2 separate regions of the Mus musculus genome follow, and region 2 is linked to region 1. A link is a loop called in an ENCODE intact Hi-C map of the cell type or tissue named here. Cell type or tissue: left cerebral cortex. All regions are shown on one strand. Links, peaks and the distances in the headings refer to the core of each region. The heading gives the core; the rest is flanking DNA. Region 1 overlaps Ush2a (usherin). Region 2 overlaps Gm37896 (a long non-coding RNA gene).

The links. Hi-C counts contacts between places; a loop is a spot of excess contacts. Peaks named below come from ENCODE experiments on the same cell type or tissue, not always from the same donor. Only the 100,000 strongest peaks of a DNase experiment are listed, where the experiment ranks them.
Region 2: a loop joins it to region 1, with 2.4 times the contacts of the local background. A loop is called at or near these places in 4 of 42 quality-filtered maps.

What each region holds. Positions count from the first base shown.
Region 1 is chr1:188,629,022-188,638,480 of GRCm38, reverse strand. Ush2a (usherin) reads right to left here. Exons shown (of 71, transcript NM_021408.3): 34 at 4,753-4,900. Among named protein-coding and RNA genes, the nearest start is that of Gm25095, 11 kb to the right of the region's middle. In left cerebral cortex, for the core only: a CTCF peak has its summit at 4,561; DNase peaks (open chromatin) are centred at 4,559 and 4,820.
Region 2 is chr1:187,448,387-187,457,845 of GRCm38, reverse strand. All of the region lies in intron 1 of Gm37896 (a long non-coding RNA gene), which reads right to left. Among named protein-coding and RNA genes, the nearest start is that of Gm37896, 5.2 kb to the right of the region's middle. In left cerebral cortex, for the core only: a CTCF peak has its summit at 5,457; a DNase peak (open chromatin) is centred at 5,448.

The DNA of each region.
Region 1 (9,459 bases), core at 3,203-5,702:
GAGAGAGGAAGGATGAGAGAGAGAGAGAGAGAGAGTCAGTTATTTAATCCAGCTCCACAGACTGTTCTTCAATGAAAACTTGCAAAATGAGTCCTTAATTTTCATTGGCTGGCTAATGTAATGCACTTTGGAGTTTGTCATCTGTCTCCAGGATGATAGAATTTTTAAGGTGTTTAATTTAGCAGGCAAGCTGAATCATAATTGCCGGTAAAGCATACCCACTGGGGTATAGATCTTCCTGCCTCTTCATCATGCCATGTCAAGTTGTATTTCCTAAGGTGCTCAATGGGTTGTCATATGTAAGCAAGGAAATTCAATACAACACAATGTAAATTTAATACAAGGTATCTCTATTTACACTGAAGAATTATGTTTACTGTAGAAATTAAACAACAATGTGTCCGTGTGCCATAAAAATAACACACACAGCGAATATCGATGCTCCAAACCTATTTGTGTGTGTGTGTGTGTGTGTGTTTGTCAGTGAGGTTTGGCAAAAAGAATATCAACTGCATGATGCCCCCAAGGTTTAGATATTTATTGAGTGTGGCAGATACCTCCCTATGTGCATACTTGATCCTTCAATTAAAAAGGAAGAGAGAGAGAGAAGCTCCCACACTGTAGAAGATGCCTTATTACTGTTATGCTTGCCTAAAAATGGCATCGACAGAGTCTAAAAAAGGCTGTGCTTGGGAAATTCTACCTGACAAATTGATGGGAGGTGTTTCATAAAAGTTAACCAAGGTTTGTTCCAAACTGTCAAGCAGTTTCCCTAAGTGGCTCACTGAATTCTGGGATCCATTGCACCTGTTAAAACTGAGCACTAGCAGGAAGGAAAATACAATTATATTTGGTTATGGAAAATAGCTATTTCTGAATGAAATATTAAGAAAATACACAATTATTTCCTTAATCCCAGAAAAAAAAATCACAACAGACATGTAAGCATTTGAATTTTGCCCATAGGATATTAAGAGTAAGTGAGTACAGTCAGCTATTGGATGGATCCTAGGGCCCCCAATGGAGGAGCTAGAGAAATTACCCAAGGAGCTAAAGAGATCTGCAACCCTATAGGTGGAACAACAATAGGAACTAACCAGTACCCCGGAGCTCTTGTCTCTAGCTGCATATGTATCAAAAGATGGCCTAGTTGGCCATCACTGGAAAGAGAGGCCCATTGGTCATGAAAACTTTATATGCCCCAGGGGAACAGGGGAACGCCAGGGGCAAAAAGTGGGAGCAGGTGGGTAGGGGAGTGGGGGGGAGGGTATGGGGGACTTTTGGGATAGCATTGGAAATGTAAATGAGGAAAATACCTAATAAAAATAATAAAAAAGAAAAGCAAAGAGTGAGAAACTTTTGCTGTTACTTTCATAGGTCTGGTTGGAACCTTATGCTGAGGATAAGTCTGCAAAAGCTAGAGGTAGACTGAGGGAAAAATCATGAGTTTCTTCTATTCACAGAAAAAAAATTTTCATACCACCTTCCTTCTTAATTAGCTGTCTAGATTTTGAGTAATCAAATTGTTTAATTCTTATTAATCTAATTTTCTACATCTGTACATGGGGATATTGTAAATTTCATGGGCTAATTTTTGGAATTAAAATACTATCATACTTAGCTTTAACTGTCAACTTGACATAGTCTAGAGTCACTGGAGAAGAGGGTCTTAACTGAGGGTTTACCCTGATTGGAGTGTCCCATGGGCATCTCTTATGAGCTCTTGTTTTGACTGTTAAATGATGTATAAGGGAGCAGCCCATTGTGAGCGATACCATTCCCTAGGTAGGTAGTCTTGAGTTATATATGGAGGCTACATAAGCATGGACCCAAGTAAACTTGCCTTCATAGCTTCTGATTCATGATCCTGCCCATCTTCATGGTACTCTGTGTAAGTCTTTAGTAACAGATTGTTAAATTCTTACAGGAGTACAACTATTTTGACGTGTGTTTTGCCTAGTTTTAATTGTCAACTTAATCTTGGTTGGTTGTGAAAATAAACTCATTGAGGAATTGTGTAGATGGCATTGCCTGTGGGAATTTTCTTAATTGGGTTAATTGATGTAGGAAGACCCACCAAGAATATGGGTGCTGTGATTTAGTGGACTAGGCCCTGGATTGAATAAAAAATATAGAGAGATCTGTACTCTGCTTTTGACTGTGCATATAACTGGATACCTCAAGTTCATTTTGACATTCCTGCAAGAGAAATCAGAGGATACAATGAAGTCAAGAGTGACCATGGGTAAAAGCCAAGGTTTGGGGCTAGTAAAAGTGGGTGGTGTCGCTGGGTGGCATGTGACATAAGAGAGACAGGGGACAGGATGAAAAACCAATGAGGACATGCTGGGTTTCAGATGGGACAGAAAGCAGTGAAGGTGGCAATTGGAACCTGGGATGGCTCATTTGCATTGTCAGTGTGATGGGCTCTGGAGTTGCCTATATGGGAAGTCTCTGGGCTGTGAGGAGTTACATAGATCAGTGTAGCCTCTGGGCATGCCTGGGAGAGAAGATCAAGATTGTATTAATTGACATGGGGCAAATCCCCCTAATTGTGAGTGCCATTCTTCCACGGGCTGGAGTCTCAGACTAGATCCGAAGAGAAAGGAGCTGAGTGTGGCTGTTCACCTCCAGCTGCCTCTAGCTCCCACTGTCATGACCATCGCGTACCATGAAAAACGAGTCCCTGGAACTGTGCTCAAAATGAAGCCTTCTCTCTGCAAGCTGCTCTCCTGAGATTTGTGTCTCAGCAAGGACACAAGTAACTAATGCAGTGCCCCAAGGAGAAATGTCAGCAGGGTAAGTTTATTAACATTTCCCAGCATCCTCTCTGACACTTGTCTAAACCCCTGGGGTGGAGCCTGAGAATCAAATTCTTAAATCAGTATTGTCAACAAGGTTCCAGTAGTCCAGTTTGAAAAATAACACTCAGCATCATTTGAAAATGTCTCTTTGCTACAGTGATATGGGGCCTGCAAGGGCAGTTATCACAATTTACAAGTGCATAAACCAAGTTTGGACCCTAACAAGAGTCATATCACTTATTCAGACTTCCTACTGGGATGACTCATGTATTTGGTCACCTGTGGCAGTGCTGGACAGATAATTAAATATCATTAAGTTCAGGTCAAATGATGTAGGTGTCACGAGGAAGGCATTGGAAGAACATGTGGTCAAGATAAGAGGGGATGCTAAACTCAAGGAAGGACATTGTGGCTAACCTATAAGGTCTTCTAGAAGAGCAGGCGTGGTCTTTACCACTGAGAAATCTCTACAACCCCTTTAATCATTGCCCCACTATAAAAGTATAGAAAGTTCTAATGAGATTAAACATATTATGCTATCATAAATGTGTTATCCAAATTTTTCTTGTTTCTTGCTCACTGGATATATTTAACAAATGCTTTGCACATGAACAGAATATAAAGTGAAGACCCTCAAAAATGAGAAAAGGGCAGGCAAGCCAGGAGGAGCACAGGGCAGGAGAAGACTGAGTGACAACTACCTGGCTGGAAGACAGCCCTGCTCGCTGCAAACCAGGTTAGCAGGTTAGCAGGTTAGCAACCATCCAATCAGAACAAACCAGTAACATTTCACTGACACTCACGGACTAGACAGATTTCTTTGTGGAGTCAGAAGTGTGACAAGGATTTTGGCTGCTTAATATAGTATTCTATAGATATCATTTATTTTTATTAAGAAAGTTGAAACCATACAAGAGTAGCTTCAACTCTTCAGTAGCAGAAAGAATCACTCCTTCTAATTACCACAATTCTTTCCATTACCTCAAAGATAGCTATTTCACTGGCTAAAAGTTTAATTAAGAGGAAATAGTGTAATTAATTCATAGTAAACATGAGTCAATCTGATAAAACTACAAGGTTTTTGTCTTGCTTTATTCTTTCTGGCTATGCTTGCAGAAGCCACTTCTATTTTTAGCACTGAGTTATTTAACAGCAGTTTCTACAATAGTAATGTATTTTGATTTTTGTCACAAAGAGAGACATGGTTTGATCGACTGTTCATTCTGCCAGAGCTAAACAGAAATTCTATGTTTAATAAATTTTAACAATATCTCCAATAACCGTTATAAATAGATCAGCGTCTGAGAAACCCTATTAAATGTCTTTGCAATGAGACTTTGTTTTCGAGGTGTTTAACTGGATCGCTCTTAACTCTCTAACAGCACAAGGACACCTACATCACATATGAACACAGTGCACCTTAAGTTAAGTAGAAGTATATGCATGTTTAATGCATATATTGTCTAAATCTCCATGTTGAAATATTTATAAATAGCATTCTAAGGAATATGAGTTCTGAGTGGCCTCTTTTCAAATAAATTTATTAACTCAAAAGCATTTGAAACACCCTGTGTACACGGCCTCCCCACCTCTCTACTTCTCCAAGGAAGAGCTCATGGCCGCTGAAAAGGGAAAGTCACTAAAGACAAAGTCACTCTCAAAGCTACATTCTCCCAGAGTCTGCATTTGTCCCTGTCCTCTCTCCTAGCGCTCACTAAACAGTGGCGTGCAGTACACAAGAGCCATCAAGAGGGAGCACTTTTGAGCCACCAAAACTGCATGTTAGCTTAAAAAGCTCACTCTCCCTAACTACAGGGATAGTATCTCAGGTATTTTATGTGCTAAAATGATCATTAAAAATTAAGTACCACATATAAGCTGCCATTTAGAATATTAATTTACTTTTGCTAATCATGTTTTTAACTTCAGGCTAAAAGAGTTCACTCACCATTCGGATACTCAGGCTCTGTCCAGGAGATGTTAAAGGAGTCTGGTGAGTAGGAGTGAGCTCTGGGGGCTGGCACACCTTCTGGAATCGTCTCCTCCATTAGGGCCTGGCTGGGCTCACTTGTTGTGCAGCCCCCACCGGTACACACCTAAGCCGGGACAGAGAAAAGCACTTCAGGCCTGGCTCTCAAAGCTTACATGAATGGTGAAGAGAAGCAACTCACAGGGGGAGCTCTGGATTCCACTAAAATAAGATTCCCTCTGCTGCCCCCAACTATGTTTGTTTCTATAATGAAGGACAACATTTAATTAGATTGTTTTTGAAGACCTGAGAGTTCATCTTCTAATAAGCACAAAATGACCCAGGGTGCAGGAAGAACTGGCCTATGTTACAGCCTAGAGATCCACATTAGACTCGAGAGCAGCTCCAGGAGAGTGAGAGAACTCTTTCAAAACTAACCAGGTGACTCTGTGGCACATGGCTTAGTGAGTTAAGCAGCTGTGTCGCAAGCCACAGGACCTGAGTCTGGATCCCAGACAAACTTCTCCAGTATCCCCAGCATTCAGAGCAGACACGGGGTAGCCAGTAGGAGAAAAATGCAAACTCAGAGAACCTGTCTGCAAAATAAAGTGGAAAGCACACATGACCCGACCACATTCCCACACATACAAGACACATGCGTGCACACACACACACACACACACACACAACACACACAAAGGGGGTTGGGTAGAGATGAATAATTAAGTCAATAAAAAGCAAGGTGGATAGCATATGAGGGATGGTGTCCACAGCTGACCTCTGATCTCTGTATGAGTGCATACACACATTTCCCCCTCCCACATACACACAGAGGGGGAGGGGAAAGGCAGCAGTAACCCATGTCTTCAGAATGGCTTCTCATGAGCTCGAGCATGTTCCAGACAAGTGTGCTCATCATCTATGGACACAGCTGCATTACAGTAGACGCCTAGGCAGACTCTGTGGGTTTCCCTTGAGTTTCTGATGCAGGACACACAGATACATGCAAAAGAAGAACTCTAGTGCTCTTCAAGATGGAGCTTATGCCAATCAGGCTGAATCGGCTAGCCGTGTGGCCAATCAGGCTGAATCGGCTAGCCGTGTGGCCAATCAGGCTGAATCGGCGAGCCGTGTGGCCAAACCCTGCTGCAAGAAACCACCTCTGGCCCAAGAACCAGCTGCCAGAACATTTCATTGTGAGAATACAAGCCTGTAACCTGCATGCTACAAGTCTCAGAAATGATCCAGGAAGTGGGCCATGTGTGGTGTCTGAGCTATCAAAGCAAACCTGTCGGAAGTCCACCCCGTTTCTCAAAGAGAGGGAATATGTTCATTTGTACTTTCAGGTTTTTATCTCTTAGATCAAAGCACATGGCAGTATATGCTTCTTAAACCGATCACAACGTGAGACTTAATTCTGATTGCTACCATTTTCTCTCTCATTTGTGCTCACAGTCCAGGACTTTCCCCGTTACCTCTCTCCAGAGGAACACTATGCTATGTGACATATACTATTGCATTTATTTAAATGGAGCATAAACTAAAATTGGCCTTCCTTTGAGAATTTTATGATGCTTTCTAAAATAAATACAATGTCCTCTTTGGGAGGACTGTTCCCTGGACGGGCATCGGAAACCTGCAAACTGGTTGCTGGGCGAAGCAGCAGCTTGGAGTGGCTGAGATGCTCTTTCTGGCCAGTCAGACAGGGGTGTAAGCAGCTGCTGAAAGTCTCGCAACTTGATCTCAGCTTTGGCATCTAGAGGACTCTTCTTAAACTTGCATCTGATTGGTCTAACGCTGATTGAAATTCTGACTTAGGAAAATAAATAAATAACTGGATTGATTGAAGACATCTTTATAAAACAGAGAGGACTGTGAAAGCCCGCGAGGTAGTAAGCTGCTTCGACCTATTTCCTAGTTTTTAGTCAATCACAGACACTTGAAAACAAAGCTCACAGTGTTGTGCTACCATCCTCAATAGCTCTGTAACTTCTGATCTAAACAGCCTTTTCTTGGTACAACAAAATGTGTATATAATCTAATTACCGAGACAATTTTTGAAATAATCACTATTAGGAACTAGTAAAGATAGCATTCTTATTTTTTTTCCTAGTATTTTGTTTTCAGATAAGCAGGGTCCAAGGGAATGTAGGGTATTTTAAAGGATGAAGGAAAAATATAAACAAACAAACAGATAAATAAAAAACCCTTCACAATTGCTACAACTGGTCTTTTACCCGAGAAGTGGAGCCTAAGACTTAGGGAGAGAGATTGTCTGGTAAAGTGCCCACTATGTGAACATGAGGTTCTGAGTTCAGATCTCCGGCACCCAATAGAAAGGTGGCTTGGTATTGCACGTCTCTAACCCTGGTACTTTGGGGAGGATCTCTGGAGCTTGCTGAACAGTCTAGACAACAGGCGAGGCCTGAGGGCTTCTACCAGGAAAGAGTCAATTTCCAAAGATAAAGTCAAGAGAAAGAGAAGGCAGATGTCACTGATCACAGGGCTCCACATGCATGCACACATGCCTGCTCCTACACAGACACAATCGTGTGCACGCACACGCCCGCACGCATGCGCACACACACAAAGTCAACCTCACCATTTCCATTATTTAGCATTCATCACGTGACAAACAGTATTTTCAAATAGTATCCCCTGCCTGCATTAATACCATCTTTCCATAGCTGTTAAATTACTGAATTTATTAGGAACCATTAAGACCTAACAAACTTCAACACAAACATCAGTGCATGCAGAGTTCAGGCCGCGGGAGCGCACATCTCCAATACCAACATTCTACACGAAACCATGGAGTAGTATTCAGAGTCCCAGGCTCTTTCCTGAGTGACTGCAGTTGGTAGTTGCTCATCCATTCCCACGCAAGCTGTGTTTGCAGCGCCTTCTCTCCAGCAGGTACTGTCTGCACTCTGCACAGAGGACTCGGGAAGGTGCAACTTTTCTGCATCTGGAGGGCTTATAGCCCAGTCTCGGGAAAGCATTAAGTGGAGTGACATGGAATAGCTCTGTGGCCTATGTGTTTGATCTGCATCCCACGGGTTCAAATCCCCGGTGGATCTTCCTCTATTTCAAAGGCCACTGGAGGGCTTTGGTGTCTGCATGTTCTGTTCCCAAGCACTTAGTCAACGCACTAAAACAATCCATAAAGGGCACTATGCCTTGTTGAACACCTGCTCTCCGCCACTTATCTAATGACCTTGAGAGCTACTTATTATATTGAGACTGTGAAATATACAATAATCCATCAATTAACCGGGATGAACCTAAAATGTCGTGCTTCATTTAATTTACTGCTTAACTGAGTTAAGTTAAAACAAACAAACAGAAAAACTTTTAGTTGGATACTTCCTGAAAAATGTGCTAGGGTATTTTTCTGCCCCGATAAATATGGTGGAATTAAAAAGAGAATGAGCAACTTTGCCTTCACGACAACCTTTAAGGCACAAGGACATCAAGACGACACATATTGTAATTATTTGGGGATACTTTTTCAGCATCACAGAATTTTAGTTCTCTCAAAAAGACATTAAAAACCATTACATTTAATGCCCTAATTTTTGTCCTGAAAAAAAAAAAAAAAAGAAGAAGTTGAGGTGTACACTTGCCTTGGGTTAAGCAGTAAGAAAATCTGAATTAAAACTCAAGGGAACAGACCACTAAGTCACTGGTACTTAGTTTTCAAGTTATAACAAAATTAAAAACTCTAGGCTATTAAAGTGGATTTTGATTGACTGCACAGTGTATCCTAAAAATCGCCTTAGGAACGGAACGTTTTAACACCACTTACCTCCTGATAAAATGCCAAGTTTCAACAAGTTCTGTTTAATCTTGGTTGCTTCCAAGCAATTGAGACTGAACAGTCTTCATGTGTACAGCTATTTTGAAAACAGTGTGGGCTTCACTATTTCTTAGCTTTTGAAAATCAACTTTGTCCACTTTTTAGCTTTTCGGTGACGTGACTGAAGTAACCCGAACTGTCACTTCCCAGATCCACATGCTGTGCTGAGCAGCAAGGCACATGGGGACGTTCAGAACAGGGTCTCACATTGTCTGCCTGCCCTTGTTTTGTGCTGTCAAGGCAGACAGTTAACAACAGTGGGATGCAGTTTATTTTCTCATGGTATAATATTTTGAGCATTCACCAGCATGTTAAGTAAAATGAATGCGTACACAGTGTCTACATAAATGTAAATTTATTCATAATCAAGAGCAGAATATTTTCTATGGCATTTATCAAAGCAAATACCCTCATATAGGTATTGCCATAAAATGAAGAGGGTGTTTAAAACAAATAGGGACAACCTCATGTTTATATTCAGTTATTTTCAGATGTGCTATTAAACTTAAAAAAAAGATTATATTTCATCAAAAAGCAAAAGGAAATGGGAGTACAAACTCCACACAATATCAAGGTCTTTTAAAAGACCTTCCTATGCAGAAGTGCCATTTAGCATTAAAAATGCCACCTTCTTCCCAAGGAAAGCTCTAAACTGTTGATTCTGGCGTTTCATCAAATGACTGTTCTTCTGAGAAGTTTAATATAAATCACAGTGAAATAACAATCAAGACTATCTTGGGGTCATTTGAATCTTCATTTAAAAATACAAGATCTAAATTCATACTGTGAGGAGTTTTTCAAATGAATACACACACCACAGGAAACCA
Region 2 (9,459 bases), core at 4,164-6,663, 1.2 Mb after region 1:
GAGTGTTTGCATACCATGCATGTGTCTGGTGTCTGCTGATGTCAAAAGAGGGCACTGGATTCCATAGAACTGGAATCAACAGGCTCTTGTGAGCAGCCAGGTTATAGGTTATAGGTTATAGGTTATAGGTTATAGGTTATAGGAATTGAACCCAGGTCCTCTACAAGGGCAGCAAGCACTCTTCACCACTGAGCCAGCTCTCCAGCCTTCTGGTTTCCTCATTTTAAAGATACCAACATACTGCCTGCTCATGAAATTATCAGGAGAAGTATTTGATGAAGCACATTTGAAATTCCAAACTTTGTGCTTTGTGAAGGGAAGCACACACAATGGGCTTAATTTAATCTCTACACAAACACTGACCACACTCATATCCTAAGCAAGGTATGATGTGGGGTGGACCCTAAGGGTGTATAATCAAATAGTGAGTTAGGTTTGTGTCCTTATAGAATTTCATTCTAATGTTAAATTTATAGAGGACTACAAGGAGTCCTAAGCAGCATAATACACCGGGGACCTGAGTGGATTTTAAACAAGTACTGACTTTGCAAAAGTCTTGAAAATTCAAAAGATTTTACAGGCACTCGGTGAGTTATTTATTTACTTTGATTATTTTAAGCATCAAACTGAGAGGAAGTTTTCTCAAAGACTAATTTTCCCAATCAATAAAATGTAGCTAATAATAACAGTTGCACATTCACTTACTCAAGGAAATAAAGTATGTAATTTACTTTGTGCAGAACCCAGGTAATAAATACTCAATAAATTGCAGCTGTTGTTGACAAAGATCATTCTAGAAAGTAGGCAAGGCCTAAGGCATGTGGTGTGGAACCCAAGTCCTTTACTTCTCTGGGTCTCTGAGAATGAATGAGATGACAGGAGACTTTCAACCTTCTTTTCAGCCAAACAGCTTCTCTAGCTTGATGTGGCTGAAGGTTAGAAGGGACCTAGTGCCTGCCTCACCAATGTCCAGTGGATGTTACTGGCCCTCTCGACTCTCCAAAATGTCGCCTCCAGGGAAAGTGTTGAATCAGGCCCAGGTGAGACATACTCAACATGGTGAACTCACAAAGACATGAGCACAAATGTTCACAAGATAACTGTGGACAGGTGAGTCAACCACTCGGAGACTTGGCTTTGGGAAAGAGATAAGAAAATGCTAGACAGCAGGGTGGTGATGAGCAGCAGATCAGAGGCTTAGAGAACACCCAGGGCCATTCTCCTCCCAGAGAGCACTTAATAAGCAATGCCCACTTCAGTGATTGCTATTGTGAGGCTTATTATTCTGGTCCTGCTCTTTCAGAATCTGTATGAAGCAGGTTTAGTCTCCTGAACATTGCTCTTGCCACGTGGGTGTGCGCATGGGACTATTTCTCGTGTTGCCACACCCATCCACTGGCCTCTCCACGCAGATCCCTCAAGAACAACAGGATGTATTTTGCATGCGTTTCGTCTCTCTAGATTTTTGTTATTTTGTTTTTGTTTTCTCTCTCTCCTTCTCTCTCTCTCTCTCTCTCTCTGTCTCTCTGTGTGTGTGTGTGTGTGTGTGTGTGTGTGTGTGTGCAGGGTATGTGTACATACGTGTGAAGGCATGTGCATGTTTCCATGTTAGGGTTACATATGAATGTGCAGGCATGAAATCAATGTTAGGAATCTTCCTTCCTAGCTCTTCCACCCCAACTCATCGAGGCAGGGTCACTCAATCAAACCCAGAGCTCACTGATATGGCTAGTCTTGCTACCCAGATTGCTCTCTCAGAGAGCTCCCTGTCTCCATCTTCCCAGGCTGGGATTATAATCAGGCTGCCATGCCCACTGGCTATTATGTAAGTTTCTAGGACTCTGAAGTTATGCTTGCACAGTAAATTATTTAACCACTACCCCTCTCCTCGGTCCCCTATCAATTTATTTCCTACATTTCGTATTCTTCCAAGTTCTCGGCCCACTGTTGCTGAGCAGAAGAGACACAGTGTGTTTTTACGTCAAGATCATTGAAGACAAGATTTTTACTCATTTCACTGAGATGAAATTTTAGGTACAAACAAAAACAAGAAAAACTGCCATGATACACTAATTTTCAAAAACAGGACTGATGGGAAGAACATAAAAGCCTTGTGTTCACTCTCCTGTATACTCAGCAGGCCTGGGGAAAGAGCCTTGCGAGGACTAACTCTCAGAGACTCAGAACTTGGCAGATCAATCTTGTCTACACTTGCTTCTGTCCCCCTCCGCTCAGGAGGCCTGGAGCTCAGAAAGCCCACGGAGGTTAGCAGGAAAGTGCGGAAAGAAAGCATCCCTTAGCTGCTGAGAGGAGAACCTGGTGTTTGCAAAGGCAGAGAGGGGAAAAGGTGAGAAGATGGCTCACCCTGGAGATAGCAGTCAAGCCAGCCCATGGTTCCAACTTAGATATGCAGCCTGCTTGCCAACACAGTTGTGTCTGAGATATCTTGGGAAGACACAACACCCTGGATTGATGGGCCAGACATGGGGTTTGTGGATTTAGCAGCAGCCCACCCAGTCTGTCTGCCCCAGGCTTTTTGGTAAAAGTTGTCTTGGGCTGTACACTCAGACAGTAGTTAAAAGTGGCCCGTGCCTGAGCCAAGGGTTCCGATTTGGAAGCGAGAAGTTGCCTAGATCTTACTCAGCGCTTCTGCTCCTTGCCCGCACCTCACTCTGCTCCCAGTTTTTATCTCTTTTTATACCTTTTCATATTTGAAAATTGCCTTGAAGACAAAAATTTTTAAATGTCCACTCTTAAAATTCTCCACCATGGCTGCTTTGCGTATCATCCTGTTCTCATTAAATGTTTCCAAAACTGATCAGTAAAAATAAGCAACGCTGAGGGATGCCGGGAACCAGGGCTTATGGTTTTATCAAGGATGGTGGAACTCCCCAAATATACACATATTTGGACTGGGTGAGGAGCAAGACTTTTAAAGTAGGGCTGACCTGCACAATCAAGGTGGTTTTTGCCTTTTGAGTTCATCTAAAGGCTGACCTTAAATTTCCTGTTTCCTAACCGTATCTTCTCTGAAGAAGAGGTGCTAAAAAAAAAACTACTAGTTTCTCTACTTCGAACATCTATGTCCCAATAACGGTGATCTTCCTGGGTGAAGAGATGGCTCAGTGATTAAAAGCCCTGGTTGCACACTACTAAAAAGAACCCAGCCTAGATACCATACTGGCTCAGGACTGGCTGTAACTCCAGTCCCAGGGTATCTGACGCCCTCTTCTGGCCTCTGGCAATACTGTATGCATGTACCTCATACAAAGGCAAACATACAGGGAAAACACTAATGCACACATACACAATAACTTTAAAGAGAATAATAGCTTAGTCCTTGGGGAATTTGAATTGGAGTCCTAGTTGTATAGTTCTTACAAGAATTCTCATCGTGCATTAGACCTCTATTTAATGGGAGTTATTAAGAATACCATTTTCAGCTACTTCAACATTGTTATCTCTTGAGACAGAGTTAGGCTGCTCACTATGTAGCCAGGCATGGCTTCGAACTCATGATTCACCTGCCTTCATCTCCATGCTGGAATTACAGGTATATGCCACCATGCACAGTTTACGTCGTGCTAAGCATTAAACCAATTTAATTTTTTTTTGTTTGTTTGTTTTTTGTTTTCGAGACAGAGTTTCTCTGTGTAGCCCTGGCTGTCCTGGAAACTCATATTGAAGATCAGGCTGGCCTTGAACTCAGAAATCCGCCTGCCTCTGCCTCCTGAGTGTTGGGACTAAAGGCGTGCACCACCACACCTGGCTCAACCCAGGGCTTATTTCGTGCTAGGCAGGCACTCTACCAACTGAGCCTCATTCTCAGCTCCCCAGCTTTTATTTTGCATGAGTGTTTTCCTTCTCATATTGACAAAGTTTAAAAAGACTCCCCGGGCTTCCCACCCACACTCATGCTACCATGTATGTGGTGCTTAGCCTGAAGTGCATTCCATCACTTGATCTTCTTACAAATGTCTAATTAGAAGCATTAAGATGGTTTGGGAGGTGGTTTATTATATGAAAATGTGTCCTGCTTAGGCACGAGGACCCAAGTTTCAACACACCCAGACCTACCTGCACATTTCTATAACCCTAGCACCGGTCAGGGTGGAGACAGAAGACTAGACGGGACTTGCTGTCCAGCCATCTAGGCAGAGAATTCAGGCTCCAAGTTCAGTAAGAGACACTGTCTCAGAAGAATAAGGAGAAGAGTTATACAGCCAAGCATCGAATATTCTTCTCTGGCCTCTTCACCTAGACTTGTGCACATGTCACACATGCATAAATCATGCACAAGTGTCCCTCCACACAAATAAATTACTAACAAAATTAAATCATTTTTTAAAATTAAGAAAATGCATTTAATACATACTAATTTTTTCTGTGATGATATTATGTATAATTCCATATATATTATGAGATTCTTATAGAAAAGTGTCATATTATGTGAACAGATATCTAATTGAGACAATTTAAGGTAGAAAGAATCCATTTTGGCTCATGACATCAGAGGGTTCAGCTGGAGGTTACATCAGCCTGTGTACCTGGATAAAAGATACAGTGGCCGTAATGTATGACATCACAATTCAAACAAAGGGGTGCTCTGTGGGGGCTGCCTGACATCTAGAATTCGCATCTAGATTCACAGTCAGAATCTGCATCAGCAGACTCACATTGAAAATCCACTCCCAACCCCCACTCGACCTGAGATGCACTCTCAGGCCTGTTTTCCAGGATCACCCTGCTGCCTTCAAACCCAGTGCAGAGCGCCCACTGTAAATTATTCATTTTGAAGGTTGGATAATGCATTTGGTGCATCCAACATTCGTAATAAACAACCACACTTAGAGCACAGGTCTTCATGCCAGAAAACAGCCTCCTTCATCTTAATCTTCTCCTTCTCCGTTTGCACATCGTGTTCCTCGGGCACTTTCTCACACTTCCTTCCCTTGTTAAACCTAAGTGTATGGGTAGGGCAGAGCGGGCGATGCTCTTGCAGGCATGCCCGTCACTCTAATGATCCTTACCTCCTCTTGTGCCAATCGAATCTGGGAGATGAGAGGATTAGAAGGTCCCACACGCTGCAGCACAGCTTTGAAGGACAGTCCGCTATGCCGTTGTTCTTCTCCCACTCATAAACAAGTGTAGTACTCCTGTCATGGCAGGCACTGGGTTAGCCTGAGAGTGTTATCAGCGAAAATTTAAAGCTATCCCTCAGTGGGTCTTGCTGTGCTGTGGGGGAGATCGTGTGCAGAAATGACTTCACTCTGTGTGTTCCTTTCTATGGTGGACATGTGTCGGCTGTGTTTTAACCCAGAAGAAAACCCAAAATGGGTGACTATGACAATTAATATAGATTTGCAGCTCAACGGGATTTAAAATTACCTAGATTGCAATCCCCTGGGCATGTCTGTGAGGGAGCATGCAGATTGGATAGCTGAGGTAGGAAGCGCGCCCCCTGCCGTGTGGATGGTAACATTACATGTTTAGGTCCCTGATCAGAATAAGAAAGAGAAAGCAGGCTAACACAAACCTCTCTCTGCTTTTCAACTGCAGATGTACTGTGACCAGCAGCCTCACTCCTGGTCTCCATGCCTCCCCCAACCCGTGACAGACTGTCTTCTCAAACTATGATCCAGAATAAGCCCTCTCTCCCTTTAGTTGCTTCTGTCATGTAAACCCTCTGTGTTTTGGTTAATAAAGTTTGGTGTGTAATCAGCTGCATTCTCTGGAGTTGTGTGTCGATGCCACCTTATACGGAACTGCCTCTGGGGACACAGAAAAGAACGAAATAGAATTTCTAGAGCTGTCAGACCAAGGTAGTTTGCTGAGATGCCCAATGAAAGCTCAGGATTGCCCTTCCCTCCTCCACATTGAGTATTGTGATCTAAAGGAGAGGAAAGTTGGATAGCGTGATTAAGAGCATTCTTTGGGCAGCTCTAGTTCTTAAGACTCTATAAGATGCGTACTTCTGAAGGTTTTTTTTCTCCCCTCTCCAAGTCTTACAGATTGTAGCTATCATTCATGTGCCACCCTAAACTCTAGGGTTCACTGATTACAAAATACAGCATGGTAGCTGTTCTCATGGACTTCCCTGGGTGTGTAAGAAACAACTCAAAACCCACAAAACAGTTAACTGGTATTGCCAAAGGTAAAGGGTTCAAAAATGTCTCAAAAACTCATTAAAATGTCCCGTATAACATGAACTTAGCTGCAGCTTTTGTATATTTGAGGTGATTTACTTCTGAGGTGTTGAGTCAAGATCTTACTATGCAGTCTAGGCTGGCCTAGAAACTCACTATGTGGCACAGGCTAGCCTACAGCTCTCAACAATCCTCCTGCCTCAGCCTCCCCAGTGGTAGGAGTACAGGTATGAGCCACCCATCTGACCTAAGAAGACTGTTTATATACTAGACTAATAAGGCATGTCTCTTATTTTAGATTCTATTTGTGGGTGTTGGGGCACTATGTACATACACATGGAGAACAAATTGCCAGAGTCAGTTCCCTCCTTCTATATCTTGTGGGTCTGGGAAATGAATCTTAGCTCATCAGAGGGACCACTGAGTCACCTTCTCATCAGTATCCTTTTAACTGAGAACATGGTGGAAGGTACTGGAGTGTCAGCGGAGGCTAGGACACGCATGGGGTAGGAGAGAGCTCCGAGGAGTCTCTGAGCACCATCTGTCTGCTCCTCCGACAAGTTCAGAGCCTTTTGAGTGTTCAAGATACTACGGTGGAAGCAACCTCTACTCTGTAGCAATGTCAGATGCAATCAGAGCTGTGGTCCTGAGAGATAACTGACCTGACAGAAAGAACTCACTCCTCAGGCAGCAAGCGGACAGCTCAGAGGTAGCAAGGAGATCAGGGCTTCTCAGAGCAGGCAGCACAGCCCCGAGAGCTTCCTCCCAGCCAATGGGCTTTGGTGACAGAGCTCAGTAGGAGGAAGAGATGGATTTGAATCTGAGCAGCATTTAAATCTGAGCTTAGAGAAGCTAAGGACTCCATCTGCAGTCACAGGACACCTTGATAGGAACATCACAGTGTGAGGTGGACAGAGGACACAGTACCTAGAGGCCAGCCACTGCATATTTATAGTGATAATTCCCAAAGTTTTGACACTGCTGGGGGTCAAAGGAGAATAATCTCCAGGCGCTGTGGTGTGCATTTTCCTCAGACAGTTTTCTAGAAAAGCTGACAAAATTTTCTCACTGTGATCCCAACAATTGTCTGTATCTGTTATCTGACTACAAAACAACATTCAAACCCAGCATGGGAATACATACCATCATCCTGCCATTCGGGAGGGAGGATAAAGAAAAAAAAGCCTAGCCTGGCCTCCTACCGGGTGATACTTTGTCTCAAAAAAGAAAAACAAAACCAAACACTGGCAACAACAAAACACACTTGAAAGATTTACTCTGCACATTTACATGTGGCACATGCCTTTAATCTCACTGGAGAAGTTGGGGCAGGAAGATAGTGAATTCTAGGCTCGCCTGGGCTACATTGTGAGTCACTGTAACAAAACAAACAAAGGAACGAATGGATGAGTGAACAAAAGATTCTGTCTAAGTGACCCACTGAAGGTCAAGGTGCAATGGGGGCTGGGCTGGAAGTAGAATCAAGTATTTCTGTCTTGTTAGGTCTTTGCAGTGCTCCAGGCTACTTCTTATTTAAGCCTGTGTTCTCTAGAACTGCCAAGTACCTACAGAGAACTTCTCCTTGGGTGAGTGTGGCAGGCTAGAATGCAGGGGTGTGGGGGTGGGAATGTGATTGGTCAATTTGTGAACTGGACAGTTCAAAACAAGAGAGGGGAGGCCCGATAGAGGAGGATGAATATCCTCAAATTTCCTCTTCCTCTCCGTTCTCAGCAGGTCTTAGCAGCCCCCGTTTCAGGTCTGGTTTAGTGCCAGGTGCACATGTTAGAGGTCTTGCCGGGTTGCCTTTAGGGCAAAGAACATGAAATAGAGCCATGGTACCTGTTCTTAGGGTAACCCAGAGGGAGCTAAGGGTAGAGGGTTGTATCACAGGAATCTTCTGTGTCTAGGAAACCCCAACACCTTCCAAGCCGGAGCCAAGTGTGCAGCCCCAAGGCTTACTAATGTAAGATTTCTGTGACCAAAGGCCTTGACACGCATGGTTCTACTTATCAGTGAGAGTAATATAAGCAGATACAAGAGTGAGTAGAGCTGCCTCATTAACCTGGGTCTGAGGCTGAGGGTTATCTTCTGAGAGCATGCTTCTGGTTTACAGAGGCACAGTATTGGGGTACAGTTCTGCTCTGGGCCCTGGTTTCCCTCAGCTTTGCTCCCTGGTTTCGCTACCTACCGTTTATCACTGACCACCTTGCAAAGAAACTTGACTTCTCTTTGCATTAGCTGACCCACATTCACATCTGAAGCTTAGTCATTCTGTTGTCCTGGTGGGGCTTAGGGAAGGATACTTAAGGAGATTATGGTATAGGAAGCTGAGCTACAGACACGGAGAGCAGAGCTAAGGAGATGGCTCAGTGGTTAGGATCTTGCCATACAAGCTTAAGGATGGAAATTCAGATCCCCAGAGCCCACGTAAGTGACTCGGAGGTATGAGGGCTCACATGTAATATCAGTCCTGGAATATGGAAACAGAGCGCCAGAGCTAGTTGCCTAGAGGGACAATCCATATCAGCCAGCTCTGGGTTTGATTGAGATATCCTGTCTCATTGACTAGGGTGTAAGAGTGATTAGAGATGATTCTGGACATCCATAGTGAGCTTCCACGTGTAAACACACACGTGTATCTGTGTTCGCACACACTCAAACATGCATACACACATACCTGTACTGCATGCACACACATAAGGAGGCAGAGCCTTACACAGGCGTGTTGAAGGGCTCAGGTTCCCCATTTGCAGTTTCGGCTTTCTCCAAGAGTGTTTCCCACAGAGGCTCAGTTTGCAGGATGCTTGACTGCAGAGGTTCAACCCCATCTGCAAGCCTCCAAAGTTGTCCCTAAGCGTGCTAGCATAGCCTTGCTTCAGGAGTCCGGTATTTTAATCCACCAACATGTTTAGACTTTGAGTCTCTTCGATTCCACATTTGTGACTGCGGTAACATGAACCATAAAAATCTACCATTTTGCCATTTTTTGCACACACTCTTCGTGGTATTGAGCATATTCATCTTGTAGTGTGACCGCCATTCCCACTATGAGTCTCTGGAACTTTCCCATCTCCCCACAAGAGAAATTTAGCCCCATTAAAACCATAGCTCTCTGTTCCCCTTTCCATCCAACCCCCATCGACCTGACCCTCATGAGTAACTGTTAAACTGTTTGAGTTTCACCTTAAGACGTCTCAGGCTGCTTTAGCCCAACATGAAAGAAATGGAATTCTCCAAGAGAGCAGAGCAGCAAAGGGCGTTTCTGACAGGGGACAGCTGTGGGCCTCTGAGGCCCTGCCACCTATTAAATGCT